Linked DNA regions of Mus musculus: regions 1 and 3 are each linked to region 2. The links are chromatin loops, found by intact Hi-C in ENCODE. Cell type or tissue: heart. All regions are shown on one strand. Each heading gives the region's core, and the rest is flanking DNA. Links, peaks and the distances in the headings are about the cores only.

Evidence for each region. Peaks named below come from ENCODE experiments on the same cell type or tissue, not always from the same donor. Only the 100,000 strongest peaks of a DNase experiment are listed, where the experiment ranks them.
Region 1: it touches region 2 in a loop (2.2-fold over the local background); 6 of 42 quality-filtered maps call a loop at or near these places.
Region 3: a loop joins it to region 2, with 2.8 times the contacts of the local background. A loop is called at or near these places in 6 of 42 quality-filtered maps.

What each region holds. Positions count from the first base shown.
Region 1 is chr3:67,364,745-67,375,621 of GRCm38, reverse strand. It overlaps Mlf1 (myeloid leukemia factor 1), which reads right to left and starts at 1,525. Exons shown (of 7, transcript NM_010801.3): 1 at 1,360-1,525. The coding sequence starts at 1,406. In heart, for the core only: a CTCF peak has its summit at 5,753; a DNase peak (open chromatin) is centred at 7,941.
Region 2 is chr3:67,424,540-67,435,416 of GRCm38, reverse strand. Gfm1 (G elongation factor, mitochondrial 1) reads right to left here and starts at 5,302. Exons shown (of 18, transcript NM_138591.2): 1 at 5,095-5,302; 2 at 3,615-3,767; 3 at 1,930-2,062. The coding sequence starts at 5,178. In heart, for the core only: CTCF peaks have their summits at 5,382 (motif pointing left) and 5,961 (motif pointing left); a DNase peak (open chromatin) is centred at 5,336; H3K4me3 peaks cover 1,510 bases; H3K27ac peaks cover 736 bases.
Region 3 is chr3:67,577,078-67,587,954 of GRCm38, reverse strand. Mfsd1 (major facilitator superfamily domain containing 1) reads right to left here and starts at 5,187. Exons shown (of 16, transcript NM_025813.3): 1 at 4,978-5,187; 2 at 3,259-3,311; 3 at 2,245-2,357; 4 at 612-654; 5 at 1-37. The coding sequence starts at 5,137. In heart, for the core only: a CTCF peak has its summit at 5,050; a DNase peak (open chromatin) is centred at 5,064; H3K4me3 peaks cover 1,741 bases; H3K27ac peaks cover 1,327 bases; H3K27me3 peaks cover 252 bases.

The DNA of each region.
Region 1 (10,877 bases), core at 3,691-8,690, 61 kb after region 2:
TACTAGTTACATATCAAATTACACATTTAATTAAGACATTACTCATTTTAATATAACTAGGCATATAATAAGGTCAGATATGCACAGAAAACTAGATAATAGTGAAACTTAGTTTTAAATGTCTTCTTCCCAAGGCCTCATTTATGTCACTGTGAATCACTCACCATTCCTTGTTACCAGAGGTGTTCATTGCACACTCTTTCTTTTACCCCTGCCTGCCCCATTATTGCATTGATAAAATGAGAAGCCCCTTCCCAAGCAAGGCCAGTTCTGCTGGAGGCAGGTAAAGAAAACAAACAGTGTCCCATGGCAACGTCCAACCACTTCGAAGCAGCCAGCTCAACTCTCCTACTTAGTAGTGCTGTCAAGGTGACAGCCTTCACTATATGAAAACTTGTTTTAAATAACTTAGCACACAACCTCTAATTCCAGAAAGAAGGAGGAGGAGGAGGAGGAGGAGGAGGAGGAGGAGGAGGAGGAGGAGGAGGAGGAGGGGGAGGAGGAGGGGGAGGAGGAGGGGGAGGAGGAGGGGGAGGAGGAGGAGATGATGGCGGCAGTGGCAGCGGCTGCAACAGGTGGACTTCTGTGAGGTCAGCCTGATCTACACCGAGTTCCAGGCCAGTAAGGTTTACATCGGAGTCCTCTCTCAAGCAAAACAAAATAAAAAACACACCCCCCTCCACAGTTTCTCAAGTCAAGGAACTGTCACCCTAGAAAGCACTTCCACCCCTATGTGAAGTTCAAGGGACTTTTTCTGATCAGAAGTTCCACTAATATGGCAGTTATGATCACCAGTTATAAGCCCTGCTGCTGCACAGGAGGGTTTCAGATTCGAGGCCACCCACACACCAAGTCGCCCCAAATAGTCAGCAGCCTGCACCTTGAACCATAGCTCAGGATCCTAGTCCTCGGCTCCCACCAGCAAACCCTCTCCTCACCTCAGGCTTCTAAATCCTCCTCACCCCCATCCTGCTCAGCTCACCCTCTCTCGTGTCATGTCCTCCATCTCTCCATGCCAAATATCCTCAAATCCTCTCCTCACACCCTATATCCTAATGACTCCAGTCCTTCAGCTCCTGTGCCCACTTCTTACGTCCCCCATTCTCCTCACCCGCATTTCTCCTCAGCCACTTCTCACATTTCTCCTCATCCCTATTACACCTTATAGCCTCTTCTTTCCCTCATTTCTCCTCACCCCCACTTCTCACACACTTCTCCTCACGACCACTTTTCCTCACTCCGTTTCTCCTCAAACCCATTTCTTCGCGCCTCCCGCCGGGCGTGTCCCCCCCCCCCCCACGACAATTTGCGGGGCGCAGTCCCCTCGCCTTTTCCGGCGAGCGCGGCTGGGACACTCACGCGAAGAAGGGGTCATCCTCAAAGCTGCTGCTCAGCATCCGGAACATCGTGATCCTGCGGCGGGCGGCGGGCGCGGATGGAAATGGGCGCAGCTCTCTGCGCCGCCACCAGCCTGCTTCCCGCTTGCTTCGCGCGTCTGCCGGCGGCAATCGCCGCGCCCGCGACTAGGGCGGGGCTTGACGCAGGCCGTTTTCCTATTGGTCATGACCTTATGACGTCACTAAGGTGAGGCGGAGAAGGGGGAAGGACATCGCTCGGCTGCTATGGCAACCTCTGTAAACACACTGGCGGCGTGAAGTTTGTCTGGAGGCCCCATCCGCGAGGCTCCTGAGAGACAACTTGGTCTCTCAGGAGCCTCAGGAACCAAAACATTAGACAAGTTCTGAATCACCTTGGCCAAATCGCCCTTAATCCCGACAATTCTCTGGTAGCTGGTCAAATAATGAAAAAAGGTTTTGAGAACAATAGACAAGTGTTTGTATTCACTTCTTGAAGGAAACAAGATGCAGCCTATGAGATTTCAAAAACAAAACAAATACAGTTTTCTGTAATTCTAAAACTCAAAGCAGTGTCTCCCAATACACAAATAACATCTAGACATAGGATCAAATACACAAAAGAAAGAAAGAGAAAAAGAAAAAAAAAGCAAAATGAAAATTGCTCCATTTCAAGGATTAGATCAAATCTTTATCACCTTCCCAACGTTCTTAACAAGCAGAATTTGGGCACAAAATTTGTAGCAAGCAGCCATATCTAGCTAAAATTCTATTTCAATTATTTCCATTACAGTATAAAGGAACCTTCTATTTGTAGTAAGGAAGATGGTTTTCACCTTAAAGCAGTCCAGTACCTCAACGATAGCCCAAACATTTTAACTGATCTTCAAGAAATAGTATCGGTAAGATTGGTGGGAAGTCGGCAACATGAAAGTTTTATTCAATTGTTAGGGTTTGAAAAGTATTATATAGGCCTTCCAAGAACTGGAGGCAGGAGAGAAGGAGAAAGAGGAGGGAAATGACACGGAAGGAAGAAGAAGCAACTTGCACACACCCCCTCAATTCACCTGACCCCACACTCTCCAGCGAGTTCCCTTGGGGAGGTGGAGGGGTGTTCATGGCTCCTTGGGGCCCTGTGGGAGACATATGGCATGCTGCCACTGGGAAGAAGTGACCAGGACTTGATTTGGAAGTGGCAGAAGTACTCAGGGTTATTTTTGGGAGCTGGAAATGTAATCCTTTGAAACGCACCCCCACCCCCACCCCCAAATCACCAGGTTTCTCTGGTCCTCCTGCTCCCCAGAGGACTGGCTTGAGGCAGGGCCAACTTTACAATCTAAAATGACACGGCCCTTCCAGGAAATAAATAGGCTATTTTAATCTTCCTCTGGCCTCAACACGCTGCTCAGAGAGCATGCATGGGTCAGAGGACTTGCAAAATAACTCCATGGCAAAACTGTCTGTACAACACCCGAAATTAGTTTCTGTTTGGCACAAGGCAAATGTTAAAGAGACTATAAAATGAACACAGGCAGTAGCATGACAAACAGTCATATTAAAGCACTTTTGCATTGAGGCAAAATAAGGAAACTTGTGAGAAAGAGTTCCATCTTGTTGCATGGAACTTCTCTCAGAACCACACAGTTAAAACAAACATGAAACATTTAGTCCAAAGACAGCCTGGTAGGGGCTCACCCACAGTACATGCAAGCAGTGCAGACATTCTGTGTAATGCCTTTTTTAAAGGTGGTGGAAGAAAAAGAATTGGAACTGAAAAGCCCATAACACCAGTTTTAAATGGAAAGAAAAGAAGGGGTGCGGTCAGGAGAGGATAAACACCCCACTAAAGAAGCATTTGAGGTGTTGAGCTGGCTAAGAGGACAGAGCCCTGGCACTGGCTGCAGACACAATTATAATAACTGATTTGTGAAGCCCTCCTGTCATTTGCAACGTGCGAGGGCAGGTTAGGAATGAAATGGTAGGTACCTGCTCACTGAAAACTTGAGAGAAGGCATGGGAGTGTGCAGTTATAAATAGGGGAGGCCACATAGTTGTTACGGAGAAAGTGAGTTTGAGCACAATGTTAGAGGGAGGAAACAGATATCTTCTTGAACTTTCCAGGCCAGTGCAAAGTTACCTGAAATCACATCAATTGAAATTCACCTTCAGAGAGTAAAATCATAAGTTTTATTTATTAGGATAATAGTTCTCACGTATTTCTTATGTTCCAAACACTGCCCTAAGAGCTTTCAAATACGTGTTCTCAGTTAAACCTTCCCACCTCACCTGGGCTAAGATGTTTATCCTTTATTATATATGAAAGCACTGATGCCCAGAGAAATGATGGTTCACTTTAAACTGAAGTCTGTCCTGATGCAAGGCTTACATTATCTCCACCTTCCTACTTTGCCTCCCTGTGACATTTAAAAGGAAAACTACTAGTACATTTGTGTGGTAGGTTACATATTCACACATGTGGTCTCTAGCCACACTGTTGCTTATGTTTCTTTTAGAAGAACACTGACAAAGTCAAGGAAAGACTTCCAGAGGCAAAGCATGAAATTCAAGCCAATTCTGCAACTCTACTAATAATTAATAATAGTTCAAAAGGCCAGTGGAATTCATACCCATTAGCTCACCAGATACTTAAGAAGGATTGATTACATCTCAGACAGTATTTTAATCATTTAGGATACAAAACTCTCTGGCCTATTGGATGTACATTAGCCCATATGTCAAAGATTCTATAAAACCTCAGTTACAGCACCTTATAACTTTCAGTAAATTTCTACTCTCTCAAGTGCCCAAGAAGTCAGTCATCAGTAGGCTTTTGAATGCTGGAATTATACTTTATTATAGTTCTCCAGACTCCTGAGGCTTAATCTGTTATAAACATCTTCATTACTGTGGATTTCAGTGCCCCCAATGACTTTGTACCCTCGTCTCATTATAGACTATATATCTGCAATACATCAATATTGTCCTGGTGAGTTTTACTGTCAACTTGAAACAAGCCAGAGTCATTTGGGAAAAGGGAACATGAGTTGAAGTATTGGTTCATTTAGATTATCCTGTGACCAGGTCTTGGAGGAATTGCTTTGGTTGATGATAGATGTGAGATAGCCTAGCCCACTGTGGCCAGCACCAACCATAGGCATCTGAACCTGAACCATATAAGAAAAAAGCAAGTGAAAAAGCAAGCCAGAAAGTGAGTAAAAGCAGCAACCAGCACTCCTCCATGACCTTTGCTTCAGTTCCTGCTTCCAGGTTCCTGCCTTGAGTTTATTCCGTGACTTCCTCAGGTACCACCTGTTACCTGGCAGCATAAACTGAAACAAACTCCATTCCACAAATTGCTGTTGGCCATGGTCTTTATCACAGGAACAGAATGAAATTAGGACAGGTATGTTCTGAGGATGAGATACAATTTGTCATGTGACAACCCTGGAGGGAGACACAGACCATGGAGTAGTTGGTATATGTGAACACCACCAAGTTACAGCGATGCAAGCATTTCTAATGACCCAGAGGATTTCCTCATGCTACTTTCTAGCCACACCTCTCAGAGTAAGTAATATTCTGAGATTTGTTTCTTTCTTGAACCCACCCCTGATGGACTATGTAGTGGCACTTTAGTCTTTCTTACTGCATATAAAGCTACCAATCTATCATCAAAAGAGTTTTAGATTAGTCCTCAATTTGGCTTTCAAAAATAAGGCTATGCTTGTATGTTTTAAAAATCAACATTCTATTATTATTCTTAGGTTTTTATTCTCATTGAGATTCTGAAAATTTTTTTCTCAAGGCAATTCATGAAGTGAAGTGTTTTCCTATTGATTTGGCTCAATAAGTTTGTCAATAATTTGTGCCTCTAGATGTAAACTGAAGCTTCCAGAAACAAAGGACCAAAGCTATCCATGTTCAGGATTCTACAAGCTCAAATGGTTGATTAAACTTGGTGACAAGACTGTTGCAGAGAGCCAAGTTATCTTGGGTTCTTTTTAATCCCCTTAATAACCATTATTTAATAACCATTGATTATAATTTATTTATTGCCCAACTCTGCTTCCTTTTGACTATCAATACATTGAAATGTCTTTAATGACCAGCTTCCATCAAGCCAATAGCCAAGAAAGCAATCTGATAGCATCTGAAAGCCATAGCAAACTTCTCCGCTTGGCTACAACGTGTTTACTTATGGTATTAGGTACATGCCTGATTTGTGGCCTTTTCTATATTTAATAAAGCCTCCTTCAGTAGCTTTCATAGCGGGACACCTGATCCATGGCAGCCTGAATCTCTGTTGTTGCAGTTATTCATGGAAGGTACTTCTTATCCCCCTGGAGGTGAGCTCTGGAAGGTACTTCTTATCCCCCTGGAGGTGAGGTCTGGAAGGTACTTCTTATCCCCCTGGAGGTGAGCTCTGTGTTTTGCACTAACATAGTTAAGAAGGAACACTTTAAATTAAAAAAGGAAATAGAACTATGGAATGTAAAACGATGGAAAAGTAGAAAAATTTCTTCAGAAAAATACTGAGGTCATCTGTTCTCAGGAGTTGTTTTAATTCAGGTTATCTAAAGGGCTACTTGGAGAGTTATTTTTAAATCCTTGCTGCGGTTGGAGAGAATCCAAACTAGGGGCCCCATTGGCAAGATGACCAAGGGAATCTGTTGGAAAATACTGAAGACTTGGATGTCCTCATTCCTTTACAATGTGTTTTGATGCCTTTACTAGTCACAATAATGAGATTATTTTCTGCCAGTCACTGGAAGGCCATGCAAAGCTCAGAGCTGTATGATATCTACTGTGCGTGTGTGCGTGTGTATGCATGTCTCCTTCCTTTCCTTTTCTTTTTCCCTTTCATTTCCCCTTCCCTTCTAATTAGAACATGCACCCACACATGTGTGTATACATGTTAAAATCTGGCATTCACATGTGAAAGAACCCATGGCATTTGTCTTTAGGAGTCTAGGTTACTTAAGAAAAGCTAGAACCTCCTATAAGCAAGGTGCATTGATTCACAGAGTCAATGTTTCACAGGGGGAACACAGGTTGTTGTAGAAAAATACATTTTCCTACAGTAACATTGCTAGGTGTGGCAGAGTTGGAGCTGGAAGGCTGCCTGTGAGTGCAGGATCTGAGGTTTTAACCAGTACACTGGTAAGAGTTCTTCTGGCCCCTTTTTCTTCTTCCTTGTCTTTTTGTTTTGTTTTGTTTTGTTTTTAATTAAATGTTTTCTTTATTTACATTGCAAATTTTATCCCCTTTCCTTATTCCCCCCCCCCCAAGTCCCCCCTATCCTCCCCCTCCTCCCCCTGCTCACTAACCCACTCCCTCCCGCTTTCCTGTCCTGGCATTCTCCTACACTGGGCATCAAGCCTTCACAAGACCAAGAGCCTCATTGATGTTCCACAAGGCCATCCTCTGCTACATATGTGGCTAAATCTATGGGTCCCTCCATGTGTACCCTTTGGTTGGTGGTTTAGTCCCTGGGAGCTCTGGGGGTACTGGTTAGTTCATGTTGTTGTTCCTCTTATGGGACTGCAAACCCCTTCAGCTCCTTGGGTACTTGCTCTAGCTCCTCCATTGGGGACCCTGTACTCAGTCCAGTGGATAGCTGTGAGCATCCACTTTCGTATTTGTCAGGCACTGGCAGAGCGTCTCAGGAGACAGCTATATCAGGCTCTTGTCAGCAAGCACTTGTTGGCATCCACAATAGTGTCTGGGTTTGGTGACTGTATATGGGATGGATCTCCCGGTGGGACAGTCACTGGATACTGGCTTCTTTTTCTAACAACAACAACAAAAGCCAAACCCAAACAAAACAAATTAACCAACCAACCAACCAACCAACCAACCAACCAACCAAAAAAATTCATTGAGCTGTCCTCCTGACTGTCTGTTGTGGGCAGAGTGAAAAAAATCACAGATTGGAGCCAGTCAAATAATAAATGAAGTAAACTACAGAAAATGACAATGGAATTAATAATCAAAGTAATAACCAACTTTATTGAGTTTCTGCTGTGTGCTGGTCACAGCATTTGAAAAAAAGATGCGTTAAAAAAGAAAAAAGATTGAAGGAGGTAAACACTATTATTACGCCTACTGCAGAAGAGCACACTGAGAGTCAGAGCAGAGAAGCCACTTGTTAAGGCCTCGCAGCCTGCAGAGAACCACCACTCCACTCTCCATGCTGTGTAGTTGTGGTGACCCAGCGGGGTGGGCCTACAGCTTGCTGCAGGAGGCTGGCTTCCAGATGAAGGGGCATCCCTACTGTACAGTGCTCAGATGTCCCCCCCTAGAGATCCATGCCCACTGATAACATGGATTTTTACATGAGTTCTCTTAATTTTTTTAAAAGTTAACAACTAATTAAAAACAAAGTATCTCTGAGCAGGCCCCAGAAAACAAGCCTGTGGGCTGAATTCAGCTGCAGGCGAAGAGTTTGTGATCCAGTTACCAAGAGTGTGGTTTTCATGGCAGGAGAGAGACATGGGCCCCAGAGCATCTACACACTGGCTTCTGCACATTACTCTAAACTAGATGGTTGGCAAATCATGTGTTGGCAGAGTTACGACGTCCCTTGGCCTCTGGCGTGATGCCCTCGTCAGTGGACACTCATCCCCAGCCACATCACCATAGTCCAGATTTAAAAATGTCAGGGTCACAAGGCAGTATTTTTATTTCTGCAGGACTAATTTTCACGGGGATCACACAAGCTTAGTTCAAGTTTGTCAGGCTCAATGTATTCTATTACTTGTAAAACTCACCCTAGTAAAAAGAAATCAGATTGAAATTATATCAACCTAAAATGCTTTCTAGATTGCCTTGTAGTCTAGTTTTGGAAAAGAAATTGTATTGATGTCAGAATAAAAAAATAAACAAAACAATCTGCATATAAGACTGTCTTCATCCAAGATTTTACCCTCTTAGTGTTTGCCGTCATGGAGATAGCACACATAGTAGTCATGGGTATATATGTATTACATATATATATATGTAATCTCAATCAGTTCTTTTCTTTTTGTGACACTGGGGATTGAATCCTGGGCCTTACACCTGCTATGCAAGTATTGATCTGTTTCTCCCCCTTGAAGACTTAAAAAAAAAATCCTTCCTTCTTTGATTTATGTATTGCAGTACTGTAGATGGAAGCTCAGGACTCACATAGTTAGGACAGGCATATTATGTATTCATTATTCACGTGTCTATTAGTAACTTATACAAAAGTAATCAGAAGAGGCCAGAACAAAATTATCAGAGATAATCACTATACTGGCTTGAAATCAGAGCTAACAATTAGGTGGCAAATCTGAAAGTGGGTATTAACCAAGCTTTATAATTTCTATATTTGTGTCACCTTCATTCCTTACCTCACTGCTTACACTCTTTCCTTTCCCTGATTTTTTTTTCTGACTTAATGAACTTTGTGTTTTATCTAGATTTATTCTGTGAATTTTGATAACACACCTGAAGCTTTTCTAGGGCGAAGACTGGTAGGTTTACATACAGAAAGCAATAAGGGAGCTGCTGCTAATTTGATGGCAGTGTTGAGATATTGGCCTCTGTCTGAGAACAAACTCATTAAGGGATACTTGCTGACATGATGAAGTGCCAGTGAAGATCTCAGAGTGATGTCTGTAATTGCCCAGGCCTTTTTTACATTAGGTATCTGCATGAATTATAACTCTTCAGTGAAGATAAAAAGGCTTCTGCAAGAAATTGCCCCAGCGCTGTATGGGCTGTCAGACTGGAGGGCATCTCAAATGAGATTAATGATGTCAGCACTAATATAAGAAGATTTAGCATAACCAAGATTATGGCTTCTGCAGAAACCTGCCAGCACTCATTTATTTTGAATAAATATTATTTTTAATTAAAGTCCTAGGGTGGGTTATTCCTGAAATAATGAGATCTACAGTGATTTCCTTTGGGAATTAATTTTCTCTCTTAATTCACAGTCATTTTGGTGGTTATGGCTCAGAGAGTCTAACCCATGGCAGTCAGCTTTGTAGAACATGCTGATTCTCAGCTAAAGACACTAAATAACCCATTGTTTGTTATAATAAGGTCCTCTCATTTTCTAACTGTATTTATCATTTCGTCTAAGCACGTTTTCAAGGTACTGCCCATAGATGTCTATGGTGAGTCTGCTTTGTAAAATAAGACCAATACTCATGAGAGAAAAAAATGCCTTTAAAAGCAAAATGACTGTGAACATAAAACAGGGATTTGTATTATCCTATACTTTGATTGGCTTTATTTTTTCTGGTATTATGTTAAATATTTTACACATATAAATTCCCATCCACATAGGAACTTGACATGATGAAAGATATCAGTCACCTTTTACTAGATCCTGAAACAGGGGAGCTTGAAGCAGTGAATCTAAACTCTCCAGCTCAAGTTCAGAACACCAGGCCAGGCAGCTTCTCTACTAATAGCGATGGGCCAGCACAAAGCTGACTGTCTCAGTCAGTGTTCTAGTGCTGTGAGGAGACAGCATGAACACAGCAGCTCTTAGGAAAGACAGTGGTTAGCTGGGCTTGCTTGCAGTTTCAGAAGCTTAGTCCATTTCATCAGGGCAGGGAACATGGTGGCACAGAGCAGAGGAGGTGCTGCAGAATTAGCAGAGAGCTCTACATCTGGATCCATAGACAGCAGCAGCAGGAGGAGGAGGAGGAAGAGGAGGAAGAAGAGGAGGAGGAGGAGGAGGAGGAAGAGGAGGAGGAGGAGGAGGAGGAGGAGGAGAGACAGAGAGAGAAAGAGAGAGACAGGGAGACAGAGAGAGAAAGAGAGAGACAGGGAGACAGAGAGAGAAAGAGAGACAGAGAGATACACACACAGAGAGAGACAGAGAGAGATAAAGAGAGACAGAGAGAGCCCTTGGGCCTGGCTTGGGCCCTTGAAACCTCACAGCTCAACCTCCAGTGACATACTCCCTCCAAACAAGGCCACACCTCCTAATCTTTTCAAATAATGCCACTCTCGAGTGACCAAGCATTAAATCTCATAGGATCCTTTGGGGTCGGCATTTTTCTTCAAACTGTCACACCAACCCTTCCTTTTAAAAATATCACTACTCATCAGTACATGGCTTAACCAGCTTTTATGTGACTCAGTGCAGTTGGTGTTTTATTACTGCATTACAAAGCCCAAACTTTGTGCTATAAAACAATTACATTATTAGCATCATAAATTCTGTGGGTGAAGAACTTACACAGGCATATGTCAATGCTTGTGTTGGGGCCTCAGTGGGAAGACTATGTGACTGGAGGTGTCTATCCTATCCTCGAATAGCAGGCTTAGAGCTAGAAACTCAGTTGAGACTGAGTACCAACAACAGTGGCTTCTATGGGAGCCTGGCTTTGTTGGATTATGCTGGGTCCAATAGTTGGTCATCTTCTGTAGTTTCTGAGTGTATTATGGAAAGGTTAGACATAAGCGTACACCTTTCTGAACTAGCTGGTGGGGTGATGCTCTGTCACCTCCCATGTAATCTGCTGGCTTCAAGCAAGCCAT
Region 2 (10,877 bases), core at 2,442-7,441:
TTCCTATTGCTGTGATCGAACACTGACCAAAACCAACATGGGCGCAAAGGTTCTATGGCAAACAGGTTATAGTCCATCCTCAGAAGCCAAGGTAGGAACTCAAGGCACGACCAGGAGCCAACCCCAGGGCTGCCCACCCATTGGCTCCTGGTGATGAGCTCAGCACAGTCTCTTACAGGACCCAAGATCACTCGTCTCCAGGGTAACAGCAACCCAGGGGCCTGGGCCCTTCCATTTCTTAGCAATTAAGAGCATCTCCTACCCCCGACTTTCCTCCAGGCGAATGGTGTGGGTATTTCACAAGCTAAGGTTCCTGTTCCCACTTGTCTCTAGCTTGTGTCAAGGTGACAAAGAACTAACCAAGACACTTGATCCCCTGTCAACCCACCTAACAACACAACAATCTTTTGTTTGTTTGTTTTTTGTTTTTTCGAGACAGGGTTTCTCTGTGTAGCCCTGGCTGTCCTGGAACTCACTCTGTAGACCAGGCTGGCCTCGAACTCAGAAATTCTCCTGTCTCTGCCTCCCAAGTGCTGGGATTAAAGGCTTGCGCCACCACGCCCGGCACAACAGCACAACAATCGTAAACAATAATATCTTCCTTCTTGTTTATCCTCAAGACCTCATGTTAATATAAGTATCACATATAAAACATAACCTTCAATGTCTTAGTCTTTAACAGCCAGTGTTTCTTTTAAAAGTCTAAAGTCTATCTTAAATATCTAAGATCTCATAACTGTTGCTTGCTGGAAAAAAAACACATAATCAAAAAACAAGTTAAATAGTTTCTTACTCCAAGAGCAAAGAGTCAGGGCACAGTCACAATCAAAGCAGAGCAAATTCAAAACTCAACAATATAAACGTTCCAAACGGCTTGAGTGGCTGGTTTCTCCTTAATTACTGCTAACTTCTCCCCTCCGGCTGACAAGCATCGACTGTCCCGGCAAAGCAAATACTTTAGTGCTGTTTACTACCACAACTGATTCTATAGCCCCAGCTGACTAGACACCGTATAGTCTTAGCTCAAAACATCACACAGGTGGCCCTGGTATAGACTTCGCTTCTCTGAATCTTCACCAGCCAGGCCTCGCTCATCTACAGCTTGTTCAGCATTCCTACTTTCTAAGCACCCACAATAGCCTATTAAGTTCTAAGCACTCAACGACTTTCTCAGTTCAAAATTCCAAAGTCCTTTCCCAACCCTCTCCAAAACCAACATGGTCAGGGATGTCACAGCAGGATCTACAACCTGTACCTAGTTCTGTATTTAGTTTCCTATTTCTTTGATAAAACATCATGACCAAAAGCAATTTGGGAAGGAAAGACTTCACACTTGGCTCAAAGGTTACAGTCCATCACGAGGGAAACCAGTGTAGGAACTAAGGCAGAAACCACAGGGGCCGCTTACTGCCTTCTCAGCTCACTTTTTTATATCTCAGGTAGGTTCACCTGCATGCAGGCCAGGGAGTGGGGGTGGGGAAGTTACGCCCCAGTAGGTTTGGCCTCTATCAATTAGCAATCAATAAAATGCCTGACAGACACATCTGCAGACAATATGACAGCATGTCAAGCTGGCAAAGACAGACAACACAGGACACTTCTCACAGTGTCCTGTGTTGTCTGTCGCATCTTTAAACTGTGACGTAGATTCCTCATGTCTTCAATCTTGTGTATCGGGTTCAAGGCTCAACAGGATTACTTCTAAAGGACATTAGGGGGAGCTATGGCAACGGGAGAGCTCTTCTTACTTTCTTAGTGTTATTTTTCAAAGAAGCAACATACAAACAAAGTGCTTTAAGTCCCAAATCTGGTAGGAATTCAGTTTTGCACTTTTAAAATCTGATCCTCAAAGATGAACTGGATCATGGTAGTAAAAAGAATTACATATACTTTTGCTTCAAGAAAACACAAAGCAAAGGGCCCACTTACCTGGCGTGTCTATGATGTTGATATTGATGTCTTTCCACATGGTATACGTAGCTGCTGACTGGATCGTGATCCCTCGCTGCCTCTCCAGCTCCATGGAATCCATGACAGCGCCAACTCCATCTTTACCTTTCACCTAAACATGAACACAAGAACTCACATTTTTCTCTCATCCCAGAAAGAAATCTTGACTGAAACAGAACCAGAAATCAAAGCTAACGTATGCAAGTGTGAGATGAGCCTAATCCTATAACCGTATCATTTCATAAAACTCTTGTTTCCTGTCTCGGCTCCCATACTCAGTTCTTCCTTGTTGGCAGCTGACAAGCACTTGGGGACCACCATCTGCTTCCCCTGAACTGCTGGCTGCTGGCGTTTCAGAGTCTACGAACTCATGATATTCAGGCAGCAGACCTCTCTGCGGCTCTCCTCAGACTGTGAGCACAAAATGGGAGTGTTTAGCTTCTAAAGGATATGGTTTGGCGGATGCCCTTCGGCTGAAGAACAGCCTGAGCGGGCGTTAAGTCACTCAGTGGTTTGGCAGTATCTTCGAGTGCCAACATTTTAAACAATGCTTTTCTGGTAGGTTTTTGTAGAACTTGTATTCAGTGCTGTGGATGAAACTTCCTGAAAAGAAGCCATGTCTGGCTGTGACTGCAGACCTCCTGGAAGGAGTCTATCTGCAGAGTATGATGGACCCATCAGAATTTCCTACTGGGGAGAATTGGAATCATGCAGGTTCAGGGGCTACTTACCCTGTGCTGGGCTGTGCCTTGCCCAACCGTGTATCTGAAATAACACCTCATGAGAATACACTAAAACCTCTTAGACGCGATTAACTTAGCAGGACACTAGCGTCTGCCAGTCCTAAAGCTAAGAATGTCGTCTTGGGCCTATAGAATAGTTTCCCATCTCATTGTCCTTGCCTCTCTGGTGTGCCCACCAATGCATTTTAAACCTGCCTTGATCTCTGACTTTCTTTGTTCTATAAAATTAGAACATCATGAAACTGCTTGCATGGTAGAACATTAAATTTGGGACAACCTGTGTTTCTGAGCCATACTCAAAATGGCTCCAGATAAAAACTCTGATTTCCTTTAAGATGAAAGCTGTGTGTTTTGTTTTGACATGGACAGCACCTTTTGAGATTCACTTTCCATTTAACATTATAAACATGGATCCTTCATTGACATGCGTAAGACTGTTGTGACAGCTGTATAAGGGTCTGTCATGCCATCTCAGCATCAACCCAGGATGTTCACAGCCATCACTCACTTCTAGAGGGGTTGTGAATACACAGTCACATCTCAAGCCAGCTTGACCTCTCCTCTTTGTCCATCTGACTTTGGCTAAGGAGCCTCTGTGGCAGTGGTTCCCATCCTGTGGGTTGCAACCCCTCTGAGGTGGAACGACCCTTTCATAAGGGTTGCCCAAGAACATTGGAAAACACAGATATGTATATTACCATTCAGTTATGAAGTAGCAACAAATATAATTTTATGGTTGGTGGTCACCACAACATGAGGCTATGCTAAATGCTCGCAGCATTAGGAAAGTAGAGAACCACTGCCCTGCACCCGACCAGTTTTCATCCTAAAACAAGGTTTTCTGAAACTTATGAAACTATAACAACAGTAGAATTAAAATCGATTTCTGAATCGCTCTGGAATCAACCGCTAAGCACACACCTCGTGCATCGTGGCAATCCTGCCAGTGTAGTATAGCACCCGTTCTGTTAGCGTCGTCTTCCCAGAATCAATGTGAGCTGAGATCCCAATGTTCCGTATTTTTTCATTGGGAACTGGCCCTGACGAACACCATCGGCGGGTCTTCCAATCAGCCTGAGAAACAGTTTTAAAAGCTCAGTTTAGCACACCTATTATACGAGATCACAGTTAAAACCTGAACTACGGACTTGTTTTCTCATCCTCAAAGCAAGGTTCTCAACCTCCGTATTATCTAAGGAGCCCTGGATTTAATTCTGAATAATACTCATAAAAGAAGCACAACTACTGCTTCTAAATGTTAGTTTTAAACTTGAGACTTTTAAAGGTTCGTGTATATGTGTTTTGCTTGCATATATATCTCTGCACCACGTGCACGCCTGGTGCTGGAAAGGTCACATCGCCTAGAGCTGGAGTTATGGATGGTTCCGAACAAAGATGTGAGTTTTGGGCATTCAACTCTTCCTCTGGAAGAGCAGTCATGGGCTACGTTTTCACCCCTCCACTGTGTGGGTCCCAAGACTGACACTCAGGCTGTCACACTTGACAACTACCCTTATGGCTGGCTGATCCACACTGCTAACTTTTAAATACACACTACCATAATAGTCAGAGCTATACCTCTCAATGGCCACTTTAACAAGAGATACAAGTTTTAGATTGAATTGTACCTTAGGTTCTCTGTCTTCTCCCGTCCTGTAATTCACAGCTAGCAAGGGGCATATGGGTCTACCCAACTAACAGCCACAAGACAACTCCAAAAAGGTTTCCAATTTCATCTGAACGAAAACAAGGAAGTGCCTTTTGGGGTGGTGGTGTTCCTGTCAGCTTTACAGTGGGGGGTGGAGGGGGATGTATTTGTTGAATCAAAACAAAACTGCACACCCAAACGCTTGGCAAACACTTCTGGGTAGAGGGAAACTGGGCACATGTCAAAGAAGACAGCTGACAAGCGCTTGGATGGTTAAACCACAGGAACACTTGGTAGCAAAGCAAACGAGGTATCCATGACAGGTAAGAGGTCACATCTACCAACGGCTTCCCTGCTCTGAGTACCTCACTCCAAAGACTTACAAAGTTTAATCTATACACCTGACTGGGAAACTTGGCCAGAGAAGAGTACCGGGATGTTGAATAGAACCCACACGTTCAGAGAGCATCCAACCACACCCAGTAGTAAGAGGACCACTGGATAACGAGTCCGAAATCCGGGATTCGAGCCCCGGGGACACTAACTTTCATCTGACCTTCACTCGGGGCACTTCTCTTTAAGGTAGATCATCAGGAAGGGAGGGACCCCGGCGCAGAGCTGCGGGTCGCAAGGCCGAGCTGGCATGCGGATACCCAAGGGCTTACGGGGCTCGGGAAATCGCTGCTCAAGACCCCAGGTAAGGAAAGGTGTCGCCAACCTGCCCTGCTCTGGAAGGTTCTCTGGCACCAGTACCTGCTTCCCCTGCCAGCCCAGGACTGCAGGGACCCGAGGGAACGGTCCACGCCCCAGGGCTGCGGCGACCCGCAGCAGCCGCATGGCAAGCCTGGAACAGCCACTTCCAAGGCTCCTGCTCTGAGGTGATCGGTTGTGCTCAGCGCCGGCAGCAGAGCGGGAAGAGCTCAAAGTCACGCCGGCAACCGGAGCCGCAGGAGCACTTCCGGGAGGAAGGTCAGGAGGACGGCCAGAGGAAGACAAGGGAGAGGCACCTCTGTCTGAGCTCGACGTGGCGCGCGCCCTCTCCTGGTCAGGAGGAGAAAGCGTAGTTTATGCAGAGGATTGTCACAGGGAGGTGTCATTACTACGGAGGCAGGTACTCTGGTCCCTTTGTCTTTAAAGGAAAAAAATAAAAATTAAAAAACCATCTCTGTATAAAAAAAACAAAAACGTGCCGGGTATGGCGTCACACATGTCTAATAAGAACACTTCAGAGGCAGAACTAGGCGGATCTCTAATGAGTTCCAAGATAGCCTGGTCAGCAAAGAATTCTGGGCCAGACAGGACTAGACAGTGAGAACCTGTTTCAACAAAACAAAACAAAAGCTGCAGATTTTAAACATAGTTGTTTTACCTGCATGACAATGGGAAAACGTTTATAACAATTTAAATGGAAGGAGTACACAAAAATGTATTCATTACTACAGCATCAGAGAATCTGGGGGAGGGGCTGGAGATACGGCTCAGAGGTTAAGAGGTCTGCTCTTCCTGAGGTCCTGAGTTCAATTCCCAGCAAACGCATGGTGGCTCACAACCATCTGTAATGAGATCTGGTGCCCTCTTCTGGCCTGCAAGGTATACATGCAGGCAGAAAGCTGTATACATAATAAGTAAATCTTAAAAACAAATACTTCAAAGAGACTCTGGGGAAATGAGAGTAGATATATGTTGGATTACAAATAAAATTTTTCAAAACCTTCTTTATTGTTCATCAGTAATACTAGCTATGCATCTTCAAAACTGCACCCGTGGCGCTTCTGTCTGGGCTTCTTAAAGGCCTCAAAAACGTTGACATATCTAAAACAGAGCTTCTAGTCTTCCCCAAACCTCCTCATACAGTCTCCATCTTAGCAAAAGAATCTCCGTCCATCCAGTTGACCTAGCCAAAGATGGCAGTCACTTGCTGGCTCCTGTAATCTAAGCCTCTCAGCATATGCGAACCTCCCATTTCCTTCCACCTCTCCACAGGGCTATTTCTTCCTGGGGTTACTGTGATGAGAACCGGGTTGATTTCACGGCTTTTGTCTTTCCCGGTTTTTTTTTTTTTTTTTCAGTAAACTCACACACTGACTAAAAGGATCTTCTCAAGCCAGACCATATTCCCTCTCCGCAGAAAATGATCTCCTTACTTTAGTGTTGTTAGGCTGGAACCCGTGCTCATCACCCCCCGACACACCCCCCCCCCACACACCCCCCAGCTACAAAACCCTATGTGCCCTCCTTCCCCATCCTACCACACAGAAAAAGCTCCCTGACCCCTCAAAGGAAACTACAGCCTAACAGGTCATCATCTTCCTGATTCCCGCTACCCACCTGGGAGTGCCTGCCTGGGCGCTCAGCTTTTTTTTTTTTTTTTTTTTTTCTTTTTTCTTTTTTTTAACCTTATATGGGCATAATCCCATGTTTCATCACCACACGGCCCAAAACTATAAAACCTCCTTGCTTTATCCTGGGCGAATGACTTTACTGACCTCCACCTGATAGATTGGCCAACTCGCCAGACTGCTGCCTTTTAATAAGCCTGCCTTTATGTTGTTTTTTATAAACAGGTGGCAGTGATCAGGCAGGAAGGAGCAACTCAGCCGGCCGAGGTGAGGTGTTCCCGCTGAGGAAACAGCTTAGTATAAGAGGAAGTTTATTGGGGGAAAGGAAGGGGGCCTGGAAAAGGAGTACAGGCAGAAAAAGTGGGGGGATAGAGAAGGACAGAAAGAAAGAAGAGCGAGAAAGGGAGAAAGGGTCCAGCTGTCCAACAGGAGACATGTGGGAAGGAGAGGGAAGAGGTCTTCTTATATGCCTAGCTCCTGGATCATACCTGGTGAGCATAGATGCAAACTGTTGCAAGGTAACTGTTGGGCAGAGCCTAGAGCTGTGCTAACGATTTATACTTTTGATTTGACTTGAATTGGTTCATTTTGTTGGCAGAGAAACCTATTAGGTACAAGTTCAATGTTTTTCATAATGCTCTTTGGGAAGGAAGTTCAGCTCTCTTTCCAGGATACTTCAGCCCTGTACAGGTGGAGGCATTGTTAGCCGAGAACAAAGCTTGGGGTCAAGGCACAGTGACACTTCTTTCTGTACTTTCTTGTAGAGGAGGAACATCAGAGGGCTCTGTGTCTGCAGTATCCTTCTACCTTCAACTGTAAACCCGGACAGAATAAGACATCCAAAGATGGAACACTGGTTCCAAATTCCCAGTCACTGATGTCTACCCAACACTCTTGTTCCTTAAGTCATTTGTCTTCTTAATTTGTACACCTCTGCCCGACAAGTTTCAACAGCTCCCTCACTCCTTTCTACATCTGCACACATCCTGTTCTTTCTCCCGTAGTTCATTGTATTTAATATCTATCATGATATCACATGATAAATCACCATGATGTCTTTCATAACTCTTATTCTTGTAAAAAAAAAAAAGCCATGTCAGAACCATTCTTTAATAACATCAGCCCAACTCACAAATGTAGCATTGGAAATGCTCTGTACCTTTGTTGGCAAGTATTACCTAGATTCGGAACAACCAATGATAACCTTTGATTATACCTGTGATTTGTACAGGTGCACAAACTTGTACAGCCGTTTTGGAAATCAGTGTGGTAGCTCCTCAAGAAGATGGGAATTGATCTACTTCAGGATCCAGCCATATCACTCTTGGAAATAGACCCAAACGTTGCTTCATCCTACCATAGAGACACTTGCTTATCTATATTCATTGCTCCTCTATTTACAATAGCCAGGAACTGCAAAGAACCTAGATGTGCCTCACCAGAAAAATGGATAATGAAATGTGCAACATATCCATAATGGAATATTCCAACTTTAAAAAAAATGAAATAATGAAATGATGGTAAAGGATGGGTCTAGGTAAAAACCATCGTGAGTGAAGTAAGCCCGAAAGAGAAATGTGGTATATATTCACTGATATGTGAAGAGTAGCTAAGTCAATGCCAATGACACTACAATCTATATAATATCACAGAAGTTGTGAATAAATAAAGGAACTAGAGGGAACAGATAGATCTCAGAGGAAAAGGAGTATCGAGTAGGGAGGGAAAGAGGAGAGGGAGATGAGGAAGGAATATGGGAGGAGACAGCTAAACTGAAGGGCCATTTGAAGGGTATTCTGGAATTCTAATAAATTAGAAACCTAATATAGACATATATTAGAAACTGAATCTGGGCTTGGTGGCAGATGCCTTTAGTCCCAGCAGTTGGGAGGCAGAGGCAGGTGGATTTCTGAGTTCAAGGCCAGCCTGGTCTACAGAGTGCATTCCAGGGCAGCCAGGGCTACACAGAGAAACCCTGTCTCGAAAAACAAAAACACAAAACAAAACAAAAAAGAAAGTGCTCTAAATAAAATCTCCAAATAATAGCAAAGACAGTACCCCAAACTGGCTATCTTTCGATATCAAATAAAATTTCCAGTTCATCTAATTGAGTGGTTGGTCAAAGGGGTCCCCTGGAAGTCAGCAAACCACCTCGGCTTGCTATTAAGACTATGTATTGTTCTCCACGAATTGCTGAGGACAACACCTAGGGAACTCATTGAACATGGAGAAATCAAGCTGGTGCCTACAGAGTCTTCACCCCAATGTTCTAGTGTAAAGGAAGGTACTCTGCATGCTACCAAAAGAAATATAAACACCAGCCCAGCCACAGACCCATTGATTTACAATGGTGGCCTGCCTGCAAGTTATGCTGGTGTAGTGGTGGCGCAAAACTTGTGGGAATAACCAACCAATAACTGATTTGACTTAAGGCCCACTCCACAAGATGGAACCCATACCTGGCACTGCTAGGGTGACCAAGAACCTGAGACTAGATAGTCCAGCGACCTACAGTAAAACCAAATATCTTTTCAGTCTGTTGACCAGGCCTGCTCCTAGGCTGGGCAGGGCCTCTTGGAGAGGTGGAATGTGGGGAGTTTGACTGCCCTTATCCCAGGCCAACAGGGTGCTGGGTTGTTTGGAAGTGCTTAGACACTGTTCTGGGGGGTCGGAAAGCACAATCTGAAATGTGGGAAGGCCAGAACTGGTTTAGCGGTTCCCAGGCCTGTGAAGAGGCCTGGCCAGAGTGTTCTCAGACTCTTGTACATCCAGTTGAGAAAGAGCAGAGAACAGAGTCGGGAGCCATGGGCTGGGGACAGTGTCTAGTGTGTGTGTGTGTGTGTGTGGTGGGGGTGTTGCTCCAACTTGTCCCATGGTGACTATCCTTGGCTTGGCGGAGTCAGGTGGTAGTTGGTGGCAGTTGTGGCTGGGAGGGCAGAGAGGCCTTCTACAGAAGAATAAAGCTGCAGCTCTGTAGACAAAGGCCTTCCCCAGGTTCCTCATGGAGGATCTTGACAAAAGAGACAGCCCACGGTTCTAAACAGTTTATTGTCATAGCAGAAAATGAGTGTATAAAACCATACCCAACTTCTGGGGTGGGCCTGAGATTGAATACCTTTTGCAGGGAGGAACATCTGGGAAGAGAAGCTTATTGGCTAACCCCTCCAGGCCTCTAGGTACCTCATTAGCACCGAGAACTCTGATTTGAGCCTCTGTGTCCATAGGGCATGTTTCTTTTGTGAGAAGCATGGCATGTGTTTCAAGTCAGGAATCTGGCAGAGAGCTGGGAGTCGCCTACCTTACCAAACTTCCTGGCATGGTTTTATATCCCACATAGTCATTTAATTGAAAGGATGTAGCAATCAAATGACTTCTAATGACATTCAGCTATAATCAAAGATTAGTACACTGCTCTTCCATCAGCAGAGAAGCTTCTGAAGAATAAAAAATTACTGAACTCTTCCTCACCCCAGAGCCCGACCCCTCCCCTCTAGAGAGTGTTCCCAGAACACTCCTGAACTCTTCACCCCAGAATGCATTCCTGAACTCCTCACCCTAGAGTTCGAACCCTCCCAACTAAAGACTGTTCCAAGAACATTTTTGAGATAAGGGCCTCCTGGAACAACCTCAGAATGAACCGGGTACATTGCCAAATAATAGGACATGACCCCTTAGTTACGTAGAATCCCTTGGCAGAACCCCTTGTCCCTTGGCAGAACCCCTTAGTTATGTAAACTTGTACTTTCCTTACCCCGCTCTCCCCCCTTGAGTTTTCCTATATAAGCCTGTGAAAAATTTGGCTGGTCGTCGATTCTCCTCTACACCACTAGGTGTATGAGTTTCGACCCCAGAGCTCTGGTCTATGTGCTTTCATGCTGCTGCTTTATTAAATCTTGCCTTCAACATTTTGAGTTTGGTCTCAGTGTCTTCTTGGGTCCGCGGCTGTCCTGAGGCTTGAGTGAGGGTCTCCCTTCGGGGGTCTTTCATTTGGGGGCTCGTCCGGGATCAGCGCGACCACCCAGAGACCCTAGACCCACTTTAAGGTAAGATTCTTTGACCTGTCTTGGTCTGGTGTCTGTGTTCTGTTTCTAAGTTTGGTGCGATCGCAGTTTCGGTTTTGTGGACGCTCAGTGAGACCGCGCTCCGAGAGGGAACGCGGGGTGGATAAGGATAGACGTGTCCAGGTGTCCACCGTCC
Region 3 (10,877 bases), core at 3,037-8,036, 150 kb before region 2:
AAAATGCATTAAATATACCACCCAGAGCAAATATAACCTATAATATGAACAGCAATAAAAAAATTAATTCAGGATATTTAAAAGGAGTAACTAACACAACAAATCCTCATTTTCACAACAATCTCACTAGCCTGCACTAATAAATCCGAGAAATTAAAATATTAATGTTCATGCATTTAGCAGGACTTCTAGAATATCTTCTGGGTTAGGTTAACCCACGTGCAAATGCCCACCCCAATGTGCGTGCCACCGTTCTATGGGCTGAGCAGCACAGAGAAGCAAGCAAGCTGAGTGTGCACGCGCCACTTCCTGTTTTCCTGCTGGCAGGCACCATGTGACCAGCTGCTTCAAGTTCCCGCCATCATGCCTCCCCCTCAAGCAGAGGGCTGAGCCAGCCCTTCTCCCTCCTAAGTGGCTTCTGCCAATCGCAGCAATGAGGAGGAAACTAAGACAATGTAATTTCAGGGTTACCACCACGAGGCCATTCTTGGGCCTGATTAATTAACAAATCAATCCATTCATTCATTCAGCATAGTTTTGCTACGGGAATTAATTAAATAAGACTGCAAAGTCATTATCAAATAATGAATAAATATTTTGGCTTTTCTTACCTGTCCGATGCAAACAAAGCAGCTAAAAATAACTGTGCCCCATCTGTGTGGGAGAGAAAAATGTCATTTTTCCACATTATTGCTGGTAATCACAGAGTCCTATACTAATAACCAGTTTGGTTTTCTTTCTTTTCTTTTTTCTGCATCCAAGGAAGGTGAACGCTCATCTGCAACCTTCCAGGGCCGAATGCTAACATACAGAAGGCCAGAGTTCTGGCAGGGTTCCAGAGGGTCAGCAATGACACAGGTTCGTTTACACGATTATCACCTCTTAAAGCTTAAATCATCTTCACCAAGTTCTCCTTTAGAAATGGAAATTCTTTATTAAATCTCTACGCAGCATTTAGAGCCGGAGACTAGTAAGAAGGCTCAGTAGCACAGACCACTCACTACTCTTGAGGAGGATCCTGGTTCAGGCAGCTCATAACTGCCTGTAACTCCAGCTCCTGGAGACCAGACTCCTGTACTGGCTCCACACATGGCATGTGTGCGTGTGCACAAAATAAATCTTTATCTTACTATCAATTTAGAATTGATTCCAGGAAATTCTACAGTAGATAATTCTAAGTTTATAATTCTTGGTAACTAAAAACTACTTTTAGAAGACATGGCTATGCCAAGTTAATGGAGTTACAGGTCCAACTACAGTCTATTAATATTTTACCAGAGTCACATAATAGCAGCCTTAGCAGACTCTTCAAAAGTCATCAGAGCCAACTGCATTTCTGAAGCTAAAATTCACTCAAAAACATTAAAATCATGGCCTGAATCTTCTCTAAAACTGGAAAACTCAACGTCCCACAAAGATTTATATCACCCCTATTAAAAGGAGTTCCTCCTCCATGTAAGTGGAAAGAGTTTCCCTAAAACTTAAGCTAATTCTATCATCCCTTGAGACCCAGTAAAATCTAAACACTTCCTTAACGCTCAACTATTTAAGATTCTTAGAAGCAACCCCAGCAAATCTAAGCACACAAGGCTGTCTCAACCCTTATCCCTCAGAAAGAGTTAGAACCACTCCGCAGCTCCATTTCTGCCTTCTGAAGAGAGCCCCAGCTGATGGTCCCTAAGTCCCACTTGAAACACAGCCAATGAGAAAGATGAAAAGTGACAAAGCTAATAGCAAAGGGACTATTCCTCTTCAGCATCAAATGACCATAGCCACAAAAAGTTCAATGGCCAAAGACAGGCAGAAATGGTGGGGGAGGGGGGATCCTTAAATCTTACCAGAGCTGAGGGATGTATCTCCACCTATGTGCAAAGACTTTACAACTCCATATCTCACTTAATCCCTGTAGAAGCCTGTAAGGTAGGAATTATTGCCCCTACTGAGGGGAGGGGGGGGAGCTGAAGCTTAGGAAGTTCGTCTAACCCAATTTAAGAGCATAACTTATGACCTCGACCCATCAGCAGCATCTACTAGGCCTGATCCTAATTAATAAACCAACCAGGCTTCAAGGATCGAGTCTAGAGCCAAAATCAATCTTTAAAAACAAAAATCAACTCTTCGTGTCCACCATATGTCAATTCACACAAGTCTATTCAGTTCTTTGAAGAAAAACTTTGGCCCATTCCTACATTCTAATAACCAGGTTAAATTTACCCACAATTTGACTTTTTTTTGCAAGCTTACCGTATTCCAAATATGCGGTCTATCAAAAAGCCACCCAAGAAACACAAAACTACATTGGGCCAAGAATACCAGGCATACAGCAGCATGAATTTCGTGGTGTTCACTTGCATGTCCTGGATAGAGAGAAAAGAAAACTTTTTTTCCACACAGATTCTGCAATTAACGAATCAAAACAAAACGTAGTGACAGCTGTGTATCTATACAGGGTATGTTTCCTAACCATGTGTGAACTGTTACTTCCTTGTGACTCTGGAAGCTACGACCCTTGCCCTTAGAATAACAGCCATACCTGGGAACATCTTAAGTCCACATACTATGTCTCAGGCCTCATGGATTCTAGGACCTGTCACTGGCATGGGGGCCAACTCAGCCCTTTTCTGTCTCCTACGTTCCTCCTTCTTCATTTCCACCTCCATTATGGACTCCTCCCAAACAGAAAAGAATCGTCCTTGCCTAGTCTTACAGATGTTATCCTCTTTAACCCCTCCTAGAATGCAAAGGACAGCCCATGCATTTTTCCTCTGCCTAATGGCTTTTTAAAATGCACATAATGATGGTCTAAATGCCCAAAAAACAACAAATATCAAATACAGTTTTACAACTCAAAACCAGACTAAGAATGCAGATAGGGCCAATACTCAGCAACCAGTATGCACATTTATAAAAGTAAATAACAGCAAAGTTTATCTAAGAAGGCCAAAGCTGTCCCACCACTCACTCAATGGTTCAGAGGAGTGCAAAGCTCCAACCAACACTAGCATTTCCCGTAACACTGTGGGCAGAGTCCATAATTATCTACCTAAAGAAGAAAACCATCTCGAGGCATGTATATGTTATTCAGGAGTTCTTTAGAGAAACAAATTTGATCTCTGCAGCCTGTGGGTGTGGTGATAACAGACACTAGAAGAGAAAGTGGACATCTCAGATGGGGCACCTGAGAGCTCATTCTATCTGAGCATCTGTAAGTGAGTGCTCCAAAGCAAAGCAGTACAAGAACGGAGAAAATCAACTCACCCGTTTCACCTGAGTCTGAAGGGCAGCGGGGTTGTCATAGCAGAAATAGCTGCCTAGAAAAAGGAAGAACACATATTTCACTCGGAATGATAATATCTATATAAGAGTTTCAAGTTACAACTCCTAACTAGTAACTCCCCGGAGGTGTTTAAGGTTTACTATGGCTGACACTATGACAACAGATTTTTTTTTCTTGCTTGTGTGTTTGTTTTACACCACTTCCTGATCTACCATTCCAAAGAACTTCCACAAGGTAGTGGTGTGCATACACAGCATATACCAGAAACCTGATAAAGAGGTCAACATCAACTGCTTTTAATCATTTCGTTTCCGTCTTTCTTCCCATGCTTATCACTGTATTAACATCTTCATGAAATCGCTGCATTTCCCTTACTTAAAAAAAGTCTACAAGCATCCTCTACAGGTGCACGTTAGCTGGGTCCTCACTTTTCTTGAAAGCAGAGGTAACTCAGAGATTCAAACCAAACCAGTATTTGATATAGATCCTGATCCTGCAAACAAACAAACAAAAACAAACAAAAATACCCAGGAGCAAATAACTGAGTGAAAACTGGGCTAGAAACAAGAACAACACAAGCGCCAGTCTAAGGGATCAAATGAAAACTGGCAATGTCTCCTGGGAGCGGGGAAAGCTGACAGGCTTGAAGAAGCCCCAAGGTAACACTGCCTGTTTCCCCGCTGACTCTGTAAATACACAAAGCTAGCGGTCCAAAGGTGGAGAAGGCAGCTAGCGACAGGGCGGCTCTAGTTTCTCAAACCCAAACTTTCAGCCCAATCTACCTACCAAAAATAAACTGTCAACTTGAGTAGGGACAATTTCTTCAAGTGTTTTGTCTATGCTTACTGGTTATTGATTCTAAACCTAGAAACTTCTCCTTCAGGATTTAACTGCTTATAAGAAATTCAATACCATGGTTGGTTGGTTGGTTGGTTGAGACAAGATCTCACTTTGTAGCCCTGGCTGGCCTCTCTAGCGCACAGACATGTCCCTGTCTTCCAGTACTGAGATTAAAGGGCGCCACCACTATCAGCTCAATACGTTTTAAAGCAAATGAGTACCATCTTCTCAAAAATAAAGAAACCGAAGCCCAAAGTATCTTTTATAAACCAGGTGCATGTATTTCTGAATCTGATCCCCCTGAAACACTCTTTCAAGCCAAGCCAGTTGTTACGAATCCGAACAGTTTCAATGTAAACTAAAAACTGTAACACGGGAGGGAAGGGTGTCTTTAAAAGTAGCTAATGAAAGTGTTTTGCGCCAGATCAGATTTCATAAGTGAAACCAACTTAACAAGTGTGGTCCTGCAAGGCTGTCTCACAGAGGAAAGGTAAGAAAAGACTCCTACTAAGGTGTACTTAGCAGTGAACACTATCCAAAGCGGATCCGAGCTCTAAAAGAATACAAAGGAAAGCACTGGGGAATGGGAGGGGTCGCCTGGGGAGGGAGGAAGAGGGACTTAGTCACGCTCTGAAATTCCCCCAGCAACGTTCTGAAACTCTCGGGAGCACAGCTCTCCGGGAGAAAGATCTGAGTTTCCTTCTCATCTGCGTCCCCAGGGAGGAGCTGCTGAACACCGGGGCTTGGAGGAACAAACGTCACCTCGCTCCAGACACTTGGAAAAAGCGGGCTCCCGAGCCCAGGCAGCAGCGCGAACCCTGGAATCCCTCTATCATCTGCCCCAGCCGAGCCCCGCTCACCGAAGCCAAGGAAGCACATGAGCGACAGCACCACGAGCCGGTGCGCCAGGCGGCTGGGGTCGCAGAGCGCGGACAGAGCGCGAGGGGCGCCATGGACTGCGCTGTCCGCCTCGCGGCGGCCCCCAAGCAGCGCCCGATCTTCCCCATCCTCGTCCTCCATCAGCTTGCAGCCTGGAACGGAGCAGGAAGCAAAGGCAGGGCGGCAGCGGCAGCGGCAGCACTCACGTGATCACGTGTGTTCACGTGACTTGCTCGGGCCACGCCTCTCCGTGCTCACGTGAACGGTTGCTCACGTGGTGGCCGGGCTCCCGTGCTGCCTTTCTGTTCTGCCGATGGGGTATAGATCCGGTCGGGAGTGGGAGTGAGCGACCGGGTTCTCATTAACATCTGATTTAAAACCAGTAGGAAGTGGTGGTGCAGAAGTCGTGGTGGAAGGCTTGACCTGAACCCAGCTCAGTCCTCCCTCCCTCACTTCGCCAACTCTTCATGAAGAGTTGTTAAGTTGACCTGACGGAACAGCATATGATGTACCTGACACTTATGTACTAGAAAAGAGGACAAATTCTCTCACCTCTGAATATGGGTGAGAGAATTTCCTTAGGTGGACAGAAACTAATCATGTGGGTGGATGGATGGTGACTGCAGCTGAAAGAGTTATTGAATTCCTCTGGGTTTTATACGTTTATAATTACACGTTTATACTGATCTTGGAGTAAGAGGAAAGTCGAGTAAAGTAGAAACACGAACATCCTAAATGAGGAGCCATTCAGAGATGTCCAGCAGAGTATAGAGACCACTAGGTTTGTTTTGAGAAGTTTGATTTGGCAGCGCAGCCTTCTACCCCACATTTCTAGGTTTGCCGAGTCTTTGCAGTAGAATTTTGAGTGTAGCAAGGCTAGGTGCTAAATAGCTGTAAAGCGTGCCGCAGAAGTGAAAGTGAGAGGCTCAAAGCTGGAGCTATCGCACCAAGGAGAGATCCAGTGACTAAATGAGGACTTGCTTAAACAATAGCACCTGGGATTTGAAAAAGGAGGAGGACTTTTGAGTGTTTTCTAGACTCCTAGCTTGGGCCCTCCAAAGAGATCCAAATATGGGGGATGGGGAAGCAGAGGGACTGTGTCAGAGAGATACCGTTTGGAATGTTTATGCATAGCCTGCTGTCTACCTTGCATTCCCCTGACTAACACTGTGCAGTTGCCAGCACAGTGGTCATACCCCACCTTGGGCTTAATCTTTCACTCAGCATCAGCTGTACTACAATGAAGGGCCTAGACCATCAGTTTACATTCCTTGGCTTTGTCCACAGTATAGATTACTGTCTTGTGCTGGCTAGTTTTATGTCAACTTGACACAAGCTGAAGTCATCTGAGAGGAGGGAGCCTCAGTTGAGAAAATGCCTCCATGGAATGAACCTGTAGGCAAGGCTGTAGGACATTTTCTTAATTAATGACTGTTGGGGAGGGCCCAGCTACCCTTGGGTTGATAGTCTGAGGTTCTATGAGAAAGCAGGCTGAACAAGTCATGAGGAGCAAGCCAGTAAGCAGCACTGTTCCATGGCCTCTACATCAGCTCCTGCCTCCAGCAGAAGGTTCTGTTTGAGTTCCTGTCCTGACTTCCTTCAGGGAGAGACTATGATGTGGAAGTATAAGCCAAATTAATCCTTTCCTCCTTAACTTGCTTTGGTCATAGTGTTTCATTAAAGCAATAGAAACCCTAACTAAGACAAGTCTAATGGCTAAGTCAAAAATACAGGTAAGAGGCTGGCTGCCAGTATCTCTAATCCACTTTTTGGCTTTTTGGGTTTTGTTTGTTTGTTTGTTTCGTTTGTTTGTTTATTTTGTTTTGTTTTTGCCTTTAGAAATCTAAGTAAAAATGGCTATGATAGTATAGACAGTTTGTACTTCTTGTTGAAGGAGGTTGGACTTCTTTTGAATGATAGTCACTTGTGTCTTAATGAAATGCCCAGGGTAATGCCCTCTGGACCTGACCTCATTCTGTGTTTGCTTAGACAGTTCTCAGCTATCTATCCTCCCAGTGGGTCATGTCTACCCTGGCTACATATTTGAGATTTCCACAACCATGACTGTGGTCTGCATATTCACCAAACTAATTAATGTATATACAAATTTAAACTCAAATAACTGAAGATGTAAGTCAAAAAATAATTGGCATGTTATGTCTGAGATGATAATGATAAGTATTAATATATAATATAATAAAATTTTGAGGTTATGCTGACCCTTATCTAACTTTGATGTAAATTTTTATCTTTGTGGGTTTTGCCTTTTAAAATGACACCTGAGCTTTGGCACCTAGAGACTGAAGCATGAGCCCATGCTTGGTAGCCCATCAGTTAAAGGAATCGGCCTTAATTGTTGCCATTAGTGTGTGGTCTGTGTTTTCTCCCATGGATGTGTTTCAGTTTTCTACAAATTCTCTTTCTCTTTTTGACTCCATGTCTTCAGCAGGGCTCCCAGGGTTTATTCCTTTACGTGTTGCTTACGTAGAATCACCAGTGTGTGTAGGACTTGACATTTCCTCCGACTGTGCTTTATTTCCATATAGTTTTTCATCCCAAATCATTTTTTTCATAATGTGAAGGCCTTTACTCTCAAATAAGATTTCAACACCCTTAAATTGAGTATGGAATCACATGTCTGTCATCCCAACTATTTAGCTTTTAATGTGATTAAGACTTAGGCAGGAGACGTGTGGAGCCGACGAAGCCCTGAGTGAGGGACACCATGAGTGTGTGTTGTTGACAAGTGCACATCCATGACAAGGCCCAAGGCCGCAGGCCCATAGTAAATTGCAAAGCCTTCCCTTGTGGGTCAGGCTCAGAACTGGCAAAGCCTTCTTCCTCTGGTCCAAGTATAAATGTCTAGAAGCGATTAGTGGATTCCTGTGTGCAAAAACCAGCAAGTTCAGCTTTCTCCTCCCAGATGCGTACAGCCTGAGAATGCTCATCTACATATACCTCCAGTGTTGTGCTTAATAAACTCTGAGACTCCGACTACCTGACCCCAACTTTTCTACATGTGATGTGTGCTCTCTAGGAAGGGCTGTACAGAGGAAGCAATGTCTCCAAGCAGAGTAGGCTGTTGAGCCTGTGGAAGGCATTTGGGAAAATAAAATCTAGAGACAGGCAATTCCATTTTAGAGGCAAAGGAGCTCTGTGCACTCTGTAGGGGACAGGTGAACTGGTAAGATTCTTGCCATAAGCCAGTGAATTTATTGAGTGAGTCCATAATTAGCTGCATGATGGGAAGGGAAGAATCAAAGCCATTAAGTGGATGAGTTGTTAATCTTGTTAAAACTTGTTCTAAAAAGACAGAAACTTTACCATGAGGATGGCAGAAGACAGGAGCCTGACATGGCTATCTTCTGAGAGGCTCTACCAGCAGCTGATGGAGACAGATGCAGATAATCACAGATAATCATTGGACTGAAATCAGGGACCCCTATGGAAGAGTTAGGTGAAGGACTGAAGGAGCTAAAGGGGATAGCAACCCCATATGAAGACTAATAATATCAACTAGATCAGACCCCTCAGAGCTCCCAGAGACTACACCACCAACGAAAGATCATACATACATGGACTGGTCTGTGGTCCCGGCACATATGTAGCAGACTTGATACCCAAGAGAAGGGAGATGTGGGGAGGGGGTGGGGTGGGTGAGAGAGCACACTCAGAGGCAAAGGGGAGGAGGAGGGGTGAAGAACTCTTGGAGGGGGGACCAGGAAGAGGAACAACATTTGGAATGTCAATAAAACAGTTTAAAAAAAGAAAAGAAACTTGCTTTCGATTCAAGAGTTGTTTTTTATTTTGTTTTGGTTTTTTTGTTTTGTTTTGTTTTTAGTTATTATAAAAATTCAGTGACATAATATATGTAAAAGACACTGGATTTAATACTCAGCATCCCACCCCAAAAAACGTGTAAGTGAGAAAATCAGAGAGTAGCATGACAATACTGTACCCGCTGACTTGAGCACTGGGAGGAACCAAGGGAGCTGTCTTTGCTTCAAAGGTAAGAGCAGCTGTTCAAAAGGATGGAGAGAGGAGGGGGAGGGAAAAGGGGGCAGGATCAGGTGTGGGAGGAGATGGGAGAAGTACGAAGGGTCAGGGAATTGAACAGAGGTGTGTAGCAGTGGGGGATGGGGAGCTAGAGTTAGCCACCAGAAAATCTCAGATGCCAGGAAAGCAAGAGACTCCCAGGACCCAACAGGGGTGACATTAGCTAAAATACTCAACAAAGGGAAAAGAGAACCTATAGAGACCATATCCAGAGGTTAAGCATGGTCCCAGGTTGAGGGATGGGACCATCCACCCATCTCAAAAATATTAACCCAGAATTGCTCCTTTCTAAAGGAAATACAGGGACAAAAAGTAGAGCAGAGACTGAAGGAAAGGCCATCCAGAGACTGCCCCACCTGGAGATCCATCCCATATACAGACACGAAACTCAGACCCTTTTGTGGATGCCAAGAAGTGCTTGCTGACAGGAGCCTGACATAGCTGCCTTCTGAGAGGCTCTGTCAGAGCCTGACCAATACAGATGGGGATGCTTTCAGCCAACCATCAGACAGAGCACTGGAACCCCAATGGAGGAGTTAGGGGAAGGACTGAAGGAGCTGAAGGTGTTTGTAACTCCATAGGAAAAACATCAATATCAACCAACCAGACTCCCCAGAGCTCCCAGGGACTAAACCACCAACCAAAGAGTACACATGGTTGGACCCATGGCTCCAGCTGCATATGTAGACAAGGATGGCCTTATCTAGCATCAATGGGAGGGGAGGCCCTTGGTCCTGTGAAGGCTTGATGCCCCAGCAAAGGGGAATGCTAGAGCAGTGAGGCTGGAGTGGTTGGGTGAGGGAGCACCCTCGTAGAAGCAGGGGGAGGGGATTGAGAAGGGGTAAACCGGGAAGGGGGGATAAGACTTGAAATGTAAATAAATAAAATAATCAAAAAAATATCTTTTTAATAAAAAAAATGTTTTTTTAAAAAAAGGCCTGCCTTGCACAGGCACCCAGGTGGTTTGGTATGGTGGTTGGTATAAGTTTGAGTCAGGGAGTGGCACTATTTAGGAGGTGTGGCCTTGCTGGAGTGGGTGTGGGCTTTTAATACCCTAGTCCTAGCTGCATGGAAGCCAGTCTCCTTTTAGAAGCCTGCAGATGAAGATGCAGACCTCTCAGCTCCTCCTGCACCATTCCTGCCTGGGCACTGCCATACTCCTGCCTTGATGATAATGGGTTGAGCCTCTGAGCCTGTCAGCCAGCCCAATTAAATGTTGTCCTTATAAGAGCTGCCTTAGTCATGGTGTCTGTTCACAGCAGTAAAACCCTAACTAAGACACTATGTTACACAGTATCCACAACTGCACATAGTAGGTTCCGTCAAAGTTGGAGCTTATAGTGTATATGGCTTTCCTATTATTTCTTCCTGTATCCTAAATGCATGAGGCATCTCTCCTCAGCTTTACCCATTAACCAAACACTACCCCAGCTTCTTAGTTGCCTTGTGTCTTCTTGGTGACATCATAGCTTGGTTTGTTTTGCTCATCTTGTAGTATTATGTCTATGACTCCTTTTGGTGTTTTGTTCTGTTGGGTTTTTTTTGTTGTTGTTGTTTTTTGTTTTTTTTAAGACCGGGTTTCTCTGGGTAACAGCCCTGGCTGTCCTGAAACTAACTCTGTAGACCAGGCTGGCCTCGAACTCACAGAGGTCTGTCTACCTCAGCCTCCCAAGTGCTGGGGTTGAAGGTGGGCACTGCCACACCAGGCTCTTTACTGTTACTGAATCTGAGCTTTGGAACATAGTTAGAAAATCTTCCACGTCCAAATCATAGAGGGTGACACCTGTCTCTCCCCTACAGTGTATGTGATTTTATTATCCAAACC